2 separate regions of the Homo sapiens genome follow, and region 1 is linked to region 2. The links are chromatin loops, found by intact Hi-C in ENCODE. Cell type or tissue: spleen. All regions are shown on one strand. Links, peaks and the distances in the headings refer to the core of each region. The heading gives the core; the rest is flanking DNA. Region 1 overlaps CHSY1 (chondroitin sulfate synthase 1). Region 2 overlaps CHSY1 (chondroitin sulfate synthase 1).

Region 1 (5,382 bases), core at 188-5,187, 50 kb after region 2:
AGGTACTATTTCTACTCGCCAAAAAAAACACTATACCTTCTGGCTAGGCTTATAATAGGGCAAAATAAGTACCTTCCAAGTCCCAAAGCTTAACGTAATTGTCTTTAACATAAGACTCCACCTCAATAATTTCCCATAATGTGAACCTTAATGGGGAAACTAGATTTACAGGAAGTTTAATAAAAGTTCCTCATCCACACGAAGGATTAATCTTACCTGAGTGGTGAACACAATGATAAACCTAATAACAACTTAGGTTAGAAGCACTTAAAGCTTTATAAAAAGAAAAATAAAAAAATAGAAATCAAAGGTCTAATAAGATGGCAAGTGTTCCAATAGATGAATTCTTAACATTATAATGAAGAACTACACGTGAAAGGGAACACTTCAAACATGTAAGAAAACATACAGGAGAAAACATATTCGTGACCTAAGGAAGGGAAGAATTTCTTAAACACAAAAGCACAAACCGTAATGGAAAAGAATGATGCATTAGATTGCACTTAGATTCACAATTTGCGTACAATAAAAATCCCACAATTAAGGTGAAAAGTTAAGTCACAGTCTGAGAAAAGATACTCTATCCAGAATAAAGCACTTCAACAAAACTGTAAGACAACATTTCAGCAGAAATACGGGCCAAGACTACGAACAGGCAAGGCAGCTCACAGAAGAGAAAAAGAGAGCTCTGGGCACTGCAGGTGGGAGGGCCCTGTGGCACAAGCCCAGGAGAAGCCTGCAGCAGTCAGTCAAAGCTCTGACACCACAGGGCATTTAAAGAAACGCAGAGCAGCAGCAGGCCCAATAACCACACTCCCAAGGAGAGCCTTGCTGCTGCTGTCCCTGACCCACCTCCCAAGGCAGGGAGACGGGACCACACGGGGAGGAGGCCTCCTCACCAACCAGGTCCCTTCAGCTGATGAGGCCACTGACAGGATGCACCAAGCCTCAGAGGGGGCTCCAAGTGTCCAGACAGGATCATTCCATGCACCCCTTCGCAGGCCATCAGAAACCTTTTGTGATTACCTCCCGTCAGAGGAAAATCATCTCCAAAATGGCCTCCCACCCTGCAGCCCCAGGATGACACTTTCTAACTACCTCTTGGCACTAACGCTAAACCCAAGTTCTTGATCAAACTCAAGAGACTGGCTCTGTTGGTGTCTGTCCAGCAGTATATAACAGCACGACCTAACTAAGACATACTTTTAAAAATTCTCTCCCGAAAGAAGGTCTGTCCTCTATGATTCCGGCAAGAAGGTTGGCTTCTCGGAGATGATGGTCAGGGGAAAGTGTTCCAAAATATACAATGTGTTACCTATTTTAACCATAATGAAATGTGTCAAGGTTATAACTACTTTCTTAGGATGGGGAAAAATGCAGAAATATTGCCAGCTGTATTCTGCTTAAAACAGCGTGAAACCCTCAAACAGCTTTCCTCGCTGCAAAAATCCGTGACGACAGAGAGATCCCGTAGGCCCAGTGAGCTGTCCCCTATGTGCTGGGGTTGGGGGGATAGTATAAGGCACACAGGGATTGAAGAGTTCACTCAAGATCACATTTAGGATTTAAAATGTATCTTTGTGACTTTGTAATTAAAAATTACATGGCCACTCCCTGTATGCTTGAAAATGTCCACTTCCCTAAAGTTCAAACAACAAAAAAAGTAAGAGTGATTAGCAGACATTTAAAAGCAAGTCTAGGGGTGGACAAGTACAGGCAAGAATACTGCTCTTTCACTCAAGTACGTGCTTTAGAACATTAGTTCAGAAAAAAGCTAACAGTTCATATTAGAAAGTGTATTCTTTTTCTTGGGCAAAAGATCTAGCAATTACCTCTGCTCCTCACAACTGCCAGGAGTTTATCAACCTAAAGACAATACAACCTCAATAATTTTTTTCACCATTAACTGGTATCAGATTGTGCAATCTGCAGGCAAAGGGTGCAGCAACAACACAGGAAAGTCCAAAGCCAGTCCATCTTCTCTACAACTGCTACAGAGAAAACATCTACAAGCGGACTTCCTTCGGCAAATTTCATTTATGTGTCACGGTAACTCAGAAGTTGCACGACAACTATTCTGAAAGCAACAACTATATTATAAACTCACAGATTAAAGTAACTATCTGAACAGTCAAGGTACACAACAAATGCGAAGTCAAATGCTATTGGCTTTTTTATACCATGATTCCTTTTATAAATTCAAAACACGTTAAGTTTCTAATCTGTGTAGGTCATTATGACCAGAAGAGAAGAGCCAGGCCTTTGCAAAAACAAATAGGGAGATATCCTACATTCTTGCAATTACATCTGTGGAATCAGCAGAAGTCAGACAAGATGATTTTCTGGATAATCAAGAAAATATCACCATGACCATCAGCAACCCATTATCTTTTCTTTAGGCCCCAAATGCCATTATTTATTAACTAAGTATTAGGACAAAAGTATGGAAGAGCCGGGCGCCGTGGCTCACGCCTGTAATCCCAGCATTTTGGGAGGCTGAGGCAGGCAGATCACAAGGTCAAGAGTTCGAGACCAGCCTGGCCAGCATGGTGAAACCTCGTCTCTACTAAGAATACAGAAATTAGCCTAGCGTGGTGGCGCCTGCCTATAATCCTAGCTACTCGGGAGGCTGAGGCAGGAGAATTGCTTGAACCCAGGAGGCGGAGGTTAAAGTGAGCCGAGATGGCGCCACTGCACTCCAGCCTGGGAGACAGAGCAAGACTCTCTCTGGGGGGAGAAAAAGTACAGAAGATATGCGCTCAAAGCCAAGAAAAGGTAATAAAGGGGAACTGAATTTTTTTTTTAATCTAAGGCTAAAAATGTAGAATAATACCAACTTCAACCCTCAAAGAGGATATCATCTCTAGTTTCCTATGATACGCTCAGAACTAATGACAAAATTGACAAAATTAAGTTTTTCCCATGGTAAAGAATTCTGTTCTTACCTCATAAGACCAGACACACTGCACCCCTGCAAACCTCCGGACACACCTTCCCACCTCCACGTCCTCATGGGTGGTGTACATCTCCCGGAGACACTTGCCAATGTGCGGCACCATTCTCCGAAGCACCTCCCGGCTCATGATCACGCCAGGCCCCCCCATGCAGAAGTTCTCACCAGGCTCCAGGGCCAGTTTTCCCATTTCTTCCGTGGTGCCCAGGCCTGTCTGCCCAAGAAAGAGGGGCTCGCTGCTGTTCAAACTCCTCAGGAAGTTCTCCAGACGGTCTCCTTTGATGTACACGTCATCATCTGCTCTCATAAACCATTCATACTTGTCCAAGTAGTGGTCGTGCATGTACTTGAGCATCATGAAGGACTTCTTCTGGGGCGGGTAGGAGTCGTCCACACCCCGTAGTGGCACTACTGGAATTGGTACAGATGTGTCAGAACCCTCACTTGAGAAGAACTGAACTTTCCCAGGAATTGTCTTGGACCATGTTCTGGAATTAAAATAAATATCAGTTAGAGAACAGTTTATTCCAAGCTGATTTTCAGGAATTCACGTTATCTGCTCATCTTGTATCGCCGTGTTCAATGGAATGATAAAAAGCTACTTGGCCTGCTTGGTTCCTCTTAACGAAAGCCCAGGTTACCGCGTATTGCAAAGTCTAAATTAACTTTCAAAAGAACCCCAACAAAAAATGAAGAAGTGTTAAAACTGTTCTGGGATAACTAAGTTTTAGTTATGGCTGAAAACCAAACTGCCAGGGGACCAAGGTCTGGGTATACAGATTAATTTTGTGATACTATCAACTCCCTACCTAAGAACTTCTCAACTCTATAAAACAAAAAACAAAATCAAATGGTTCACTCAAAAAATTTTCTTTGAACCAAGTGCCAAGTATGTGCTAAGCTAAAGGGATGTGGTGGTGAACAAAAACGTGATCCCCAACTCACAGAGAGGACATCAGGAGAGACAGACACTTACCAGAATAATGAGACTAATGTATATATTATTATGAACTAAGAGAAGTACTCCCAAAGGGCAGAGCACAGGACATGAGCTGAACCAACAGAACAGGGAGCCTTCCCCTGAAACAGGGTAAACATCAAGGAATGCAGGGCACGAGAGCGCTGTCATGAGGCGAGGAAGAAGGCTGATACGGTTTGGCTGTGTCCCCACCCAAATCTCATCTTGAATGATAGCTCCCACAGTTCCCACATGTTGCGGGAGGGACCCAGGGGAAGGTAAGTGGATCACGGGGGCAGCTTCCCCCACACTGTTCTCATGGTCAGGAGTGAGTCTCATGAGATCTCATAGTTTTACAAGGGGTTTCCCTTTTTGCTTGGCTCTCATTCTCTCTTGTCTGCCACCAAGTAAGACGTGCCTTTCACTTTCCACCATGATTGTGAGGCCTCCCCAGCTATGTGGAACTGTGAGTCCATTAAACCTCTGTTTCTGGGCCGGGCATGGTGGCTCAAGCCTGTAATCCCTGTACTTTGGGAGGCCGAGGCGGGCGGATCATGAGGTCAGGAGATTGAGACCATCCTGTCTAACACGGTGAAACCCCGTCTCTACTAAAAATACAAAAACAAAATTAGCCGTGCGTGCTGGCGGGCGCCTGTAGTCCCAGCTACTAGCGAGGCTAAGGCGGGAGAATGGCATGAACCCGGAAGGCGAAGCTTGCAGCGAGCCGAGATCGTGCCACTGCACTCCAGCCTGGGAGACAGAGCAAGACTCTGTCTCAAAAAAATAAATAAATAAAATAATTTTAAAAACCCCTCTGTTTCTTTATAAATTACCTATTTTGGTATGTCTTTATCAGCAGTGTGAGAACAGACTAATATAGAGGCAAATGTGGCCGGGGGCAGTGGCTCATGCCTGTAATCCCAGCACTTTAGGAGGCCGAGGCAGGCAGATCACAAGGTCAGGAGTTCAAGACCAGCCTGGCCAACATGGTGAAACCCCATCTCTACTAAAAAAAAAAATACAAAATTTAGCCAGGCATGGTGGCGTGTGCCTGTAATCCCAGCTACTCAGGAGGCTGAGGCAGAAGAATTGCTTGAACCCGGGAGGCAGAGGTTGCAATGAGCCGAGATCGCACCACTGCACTCCAGCCTGGACAAAAGAGCAAGACTCCATCTAAAAAAAAAAAAAAAAAAAAAAAAAACAGAGGCAAATGTGCAAGGCCTGGCAGAGTACACTAGAGATGCAGGCCTCTATGTTGCAAGAGCCACAGGAAGCCTCTAGAGGGAATGCGGCAGAAGACAAGATTAAGGCCCACACATTTTGAACTCCCTAGGAATGGAGAAGAAGGCCGAAGGAAGCCAGAGTGGACACAGGAAGACCACTGAGTAAACTACTGCAGCAGCCCAGACCCGGGTTTAAGAGACAACGGTTGCCCATCAACAGAGGGAAGATGAGTGGTCAATTGCGAGGA
Region 2 (5,382 bases), core at 249-5,248:
CATGGTTAGTGGTACTTCATATGGGTCCCACGGTGTTATTCGAGGTTCACAGTATTGCACTAAATCTGACGAAAAATATAAGAACTGCAAGAGATCGCTTTTGACTGCAATATGCAATTTTCTGGAGTGATGAACTGTTCAGGTGGGGATGATTAGTGTCACCCAGCATTTCAAGCCTACATTTGCACCAGCTGAGCTCACCACAGTGGCAACAGGAGGCAGCTATGAAGTCACTACAGGAGTAGAGTATGTATCACAGTTGTTTTATACAGTTATGAATGAATGCTGCATCTTAGTCCTCTGGGTTTACTTCCTTGATAAATACATAACTCTGAAGTTTAGTTTTTCCAGAAATTACACCCAAGCACAAGGTGGTGAGGTGCAAGTCTGATAATGGGGAAATGGAAATTGGGGGACTTGAGCAGGACCCTGCCCTCATATCCCACTTGTGTCCCAGAAAACTTATTCCACTCCCCACCCCAAGCAGGAAACCGGAAGAGTCTTTTGGATCAATTGAACAGTACCATAGATACCTAGAGTCTGCCAACAAAAACATCACCCAAAAAGCTGGATCATTACAGCAAAGACACTAGTTTTAAAAGCCTCTGCTACACAGCTCCTGGTCAGCTTCTCAATGCTTCACTCTTAATGAGAATCAACAGTCAAGGATCATCAGGGCAGCTGAAAAAGGGTTCTGAATGGGAATGATGAAAATAAAACAAAACAAAAGCAAAACCCTTGGTGGAACAGAAACAACGCAGTGAACAGAAGAAAAACACAACAACAAAAACAAAAATCTACAATATAGTCAAAGGGAAGACAGTGCAACCAAAACAGAATGTGATAAACACGAAAATCAGAGGAAAAAACCCTTGAAACCAAACACAAGACAGCAAAACAAAGGAGTAGAGTTTGAAGATAAAACTGAAGAAATCCCTAGAAGATCATAACGATAAAAAAAAACCAGACAACAGGAGAGAAAAGTATTCATTCTAGGAACAAAAAGCACACAGGAGGGAAAACAACAATATAAAAAAATGGATCCAGAATTAAGGGAGTCAGGTGCCTGGGTTAAACTCTAAGTATCCAGTATAAAAAGTACAGTATAAAAGTATCCAGTATAAAAACTACAGGAAAAAGCAATCTAAAAATTTCCACAGAGGAGGAAAAAGGGCATATACAAATAATCAGAAATGGAAATGGCACCGGACACAGATAACACCACTGGGAGCTGAAGAACAATGCCTTCAGAAGTGGGAGGAGTGGAAAATTATTCTCAGTGTAGAATTCTCTTCCCAAACTATCCATCCAGTGAGAACAGCAAAAGATGTCAGATACTCAGGACTCAATTTTACCTTGCACTCATTCCTTCCCAGGAAGCTACTGAAGGATATGTTCCTCTAAAGCAAGGAAAGAAAGCTGTAAAGAAGATGACAGGATCCAGGAAACAAGACGCATGGGCCAGAATGACCATGCAAGGAGGCACCACACGGACAGCCCTGCAGCAGCTGCGGGAACACGTGCAAACGGGGGAGGGTGTGGGTGCCCACTGCCTCCATCTCCAGAGTCCAGCTCAGTGCTTGACACATCGAGTTCATAACAAGTGAGGTCTTTAAACAGAGCAAGTATGGAGAAATTGTTGAATGACATCCATACAGAAGGAAACAGCTGATGATGACAGACACGATATGTTACACATGGTAAACGGCATACAAGGATAAGGCTGGGCTCCTCTGGCCAGGATGTGTTTTAAAACGCAAAAATCAGCAGCATATTTAAAGAGAAAATATATACTACTCTGGAGAGATGATATAGTGGTCACCTTTTTTTTACTCCCTAGACCAAATGTGACTGCACACTTTATTCCTGGCCGTCCATACCCCACACAGGGAGGGCGGGCCCCCACGGGAGGCCTCTACATGACTGACTACTTCTCACACACCCACTAGGACAACACATCCCCACACATTTTCAGGAATCCATTTCACAAAGTGTTTTAGAAGCTGCCTACGGTTGTTACTTTCACAGAGTGTGTGTGCTAAGGGGGTGAACATGGAGAAAAGTATTGACTAAACAGGCTGGTAGAAGCTGTAAAACAGACTGAGGGTTTTAAACTACAGTGAAAGTTGCTGTAAGTACCTTCCGGCTAAACTCTACAAGTTTGAAATAAATGTGTTACATATATATATAATTTTTTTTTTTTTTTGAGACAGGGTCTCCTTCTGTCATCCAGGCTGGAGTGCAGTGGTGTGATCTCAGCTCACTGCAACCTCCACCTCCCAGGGAGCTGGAACTATAAGCATACACCACCACATACAGCTAATTTTTGTATTTTTTTGTAGAGATGGGGTTTCACCAGGTTGCCCAGGCTGGTCTTGAACTCCTGGGATCAAGCAATCTGCTTGCCTCGGCCTCCCAAAGCCCTGGGATTACAGACGTGAGCCACCCAGCCCGGCCATTTTCTTTTTTTAATGAAAAAGAAATCTGTTGTAAGATAAAAAGGTGTGTGTGAGTGGTGCACATGCACATGCTTGGGGGAGGGAGCACCTGAGAGAAAGTGAACTTAAAATAAAGCCAAGTCTACGCCCAGACTGGCTGGTGGCCCCTGCTCTGTCCCAGAGGAGTTACTTTTATTAATTTATTATTTATTAATGTTGCTACGGTATATAAACAATTCAGACAGAGAAGTTCCTACCTGACAGACTGGGTGGAACACATACCTGTAATGATCTTTAAAAAAATCTAAACTCACGTCAAGGAAATAGCTCTCCCTTTCTAAAAGAGGGTGATGCGGGTTTAAGCAACAGGTGAGCAGACACTCTGTCGCAGGTAAGGACGAGTACCTCCACCTTAACCAAGACCTGCCCAAATGGGCTTCGGGTGGTGCCCTTCAGCCAATTTCTGTACAAAGCCTTGTCATAAATGGCTTTGGTGTAGAGGTAGGGAAACATTTTCTTGTTACCCTCAGCGTGTGGAATGGGAGATGGAGAGGCAGAAATCAAATATGCTGTCTTTAGAGCTCTTTAAGAACAGGAAATGTGAAATATAATGCAAAGCAAAAATGTCAATGAGATATTAAAGCCAGGTTAGGAAAGAAATTCATACATCATCTGTGATTTCTGAATGGAGCAGGAAGGAAAACCTAGGGAAGCCCTGACGGGCCCCACCAGGCTCCAGGGCCATGGGACCTCCAGGCCAGCCCTTGCTCTGAGTGTGAACAACCTCCATGGAGCACCCTCCATCCTCCTTCCCTGTGAACACTCTCCATGGAGCACCCTCCATCCTCCTTCCCTGTGAACGCCCTCCATGGAGCACCCTCCATCCCCCTTCCCTGTGAACGCCCTCCATGGAGCACCCTCCATCCCCCTTCCCCGCCTTCCCAGGTAGCCCTCCCATGTGACCACATCAAGAGATCTCAGTGCTTCTGGATGGAATCTTTGCCTCTGTGGCAAGGCGGCCATTTGTACTGAACTTTTGAATCCCCTGCAATGTTCTCCTCGAAATATCTTTTTTTTTTTTTTTTTTTTTTAACCTCACCAAGTTTCCAGTTTCTCTGCTGTGATTTGGGTTTTCCCTACTTCCTACCTTTCATTTTTCTTTGAGGATGCGTATTTAAGAGGCATGCTGTGGGTGAGATGAAACTGAATCATTTTGCTCTAGGCACATCAAGGAGAAATGCTGGTCATTAAGCGTTTAACGCCTACATCTCCAACCATCTCCCTGCTTTCCCTCATATTATGGGCTACGTCACTGCTCACCACCAGAATGCCATTAAGTAGGAAACACGCAGGTAGCATTTAATTACTGAGCTCCAGGCAATTTCCTGCATTCAACAGGAAATTGTTGAAGTCCCTGACCCTTAAGTAGTATAGTCAGGCCAGGCATGGTGGCTCATGCCTGCAACCCCAGGAGTTCCAGACCAGTCTGGGCAACATGGTGAAACCTTGTCTCTACCAAAAAAAAAAAAAAAAAAAAAAAATAGCCAGGGGTGGTGGCACATGCCTGAGGTCCCAGCTACTTCAGAGGCTGAGGTGGGAGAATCAATTGAGTCTGGGAGGCGGAGGTTGCAGTGAGCCGAGATCGTGCCACTGCACTCCAGCCTGGGTGACAAAGTGAGACCCTGTCTCAAATAAATAAATAAATAAATAAATAAATAAATAAAACGTATAGTCACATGACTAAATTGCAATTTTCTTGTAACAGAAATAAGGCTACTATTTCTCTGGAAGAAAGTTTAGAATATAACAATTTCAAGAATAAAGCTGTAAGACCTTGGACAAGCTACTTGAATTGATCAAGTCTCAAGTTTTCTCATTTATAAAATGACTGGGCTGGGCAAGGTGGCTCACACCTGTAACCTCAGCACTTTGTGGGGCTGAGGCGGGAGGACTGCTTGAGCCCAGGGATTCAAGATGAGCTTGGGCAACATGGTGAAATCCTATCTCTACAAATAATTAAAAAATTAGCCAGAGGTGGTGGCACATGCCTGTGGTCCCAGTTACTCAGGAGGCTGAGGGGGGAGGATCACGAGCCTGGGAGGTCGAGGCTGCAGTGAGCCATGATCGCACTACTGCACTCCAGCCTAGGTGACAGTGCAAGACCCTGTCAAACAAAAACAAAAACAAAAACAAAAACAAAAACAAAAACAGACAAAAAACACAAAAAAGTGACTGCATTGTACTAGACAGAGGATCCGTCAAGGTAAAGAATTCAAAGATCTTATGTGACCATGTCAGAACGAGTCACAAATCCTCTGAAGCCCAGCTCTGACATTCTTCTGCCCACCTACTCCTGCTATGGCTGAAGCTGCAGCAATATCTTCATTGACTGAAACTATATTTGAAGCATTAAAGGGCAATAACACGTCCCTATTAACTGTTTCTATCCTGTGAAACTTAATCTCCAACTCCTCTATAAAATTAGTTATAAATACGAGATTCTTAACAGTTCATTTTAGTAACTCCAGGAATAAAGTAATGACATTTTTGTTATAAAGAATATTTTGGGCCGGGCCAGTGGCTCACGCCTGTAATCCCAGCACTTTGGGAGGCCGAGGCAGGCAGATCACTTGAGGTCAGGAGTTCGAGACAAGCCTGGCCAATGTGGTGAAACACTGTTTCTATTAAAATTACAAAAATTAGCCAGGCATGGTGGCGTGTGCCTGTAGTCCCAGCTACTCGGGAGGGTGAGGTGGGAGAATCGCTTGAACCTGGGAAGCGGAGGGTGCAGTGAGCCCAGATGGCACTACTGCACTCCAGCCTGGGCAACAGAGCAGGACTCCATCTCAAAAAAGAAAACAAACAAACAAACAAACAAACAAAACTCCAGAATATTTTGATAGTACCAAATTCAAAGTTTAAGAGGATTTTATTATAAGGTATT

The links. Hi-C counts contacts between places; a loop is a spot of excess contacts. Peaks named below come from ENCODE experiments on the same cell type or tissue, not always from the same donor. Only the 100,000 strongest peaks of a DNase experiment are listed, where the experiment ranks them.
Region 1: a loop joins it to region 2, with 1.8 times the contacts of the local background. A loop is called at or near these places in 40 of 110 quality-filtered maps.

Annotation. Positions count from the first base shown.
Region 1 is chr15:101,232,137-101,237,518 of GRCh38, forward strand. CHSY1 (chondroitin sulfate synthase 1) reads right to left here. Exons shown (of 3, transcript NM_014918.5): 2 at 2,946-3,441. Among named protein-coding and RNA genes, the nearest start is that of CHSY1, 17 kb to the right of the region's middle. In spleen, for the core only: no CTCF peak of the experiment used is centred there; no DNase peak of the experiment used is centred there; H3K4me3 peaks cover 482 bases; H3K27ac peaks cover 1,206 bases.
Region 2 is chr15:101,182,193-101,187,574 of GRCh38, forward strand. All of the region lies in intron 2 of CHSY1 (chondroitin sulfate synthase 1), which reads right to left. Among named protein-coding and RNA genes, the nearest start is that of LRRK1-AS1, 33 kb to the left of the region's middle. In spleen, for the core only: no CTCF peak of the experiment used is centred there; no DNase peak of the experiment used is centred there; H3K4me3 peaks cover 985 bases; H3K27ac peaks cover 3,949 bases.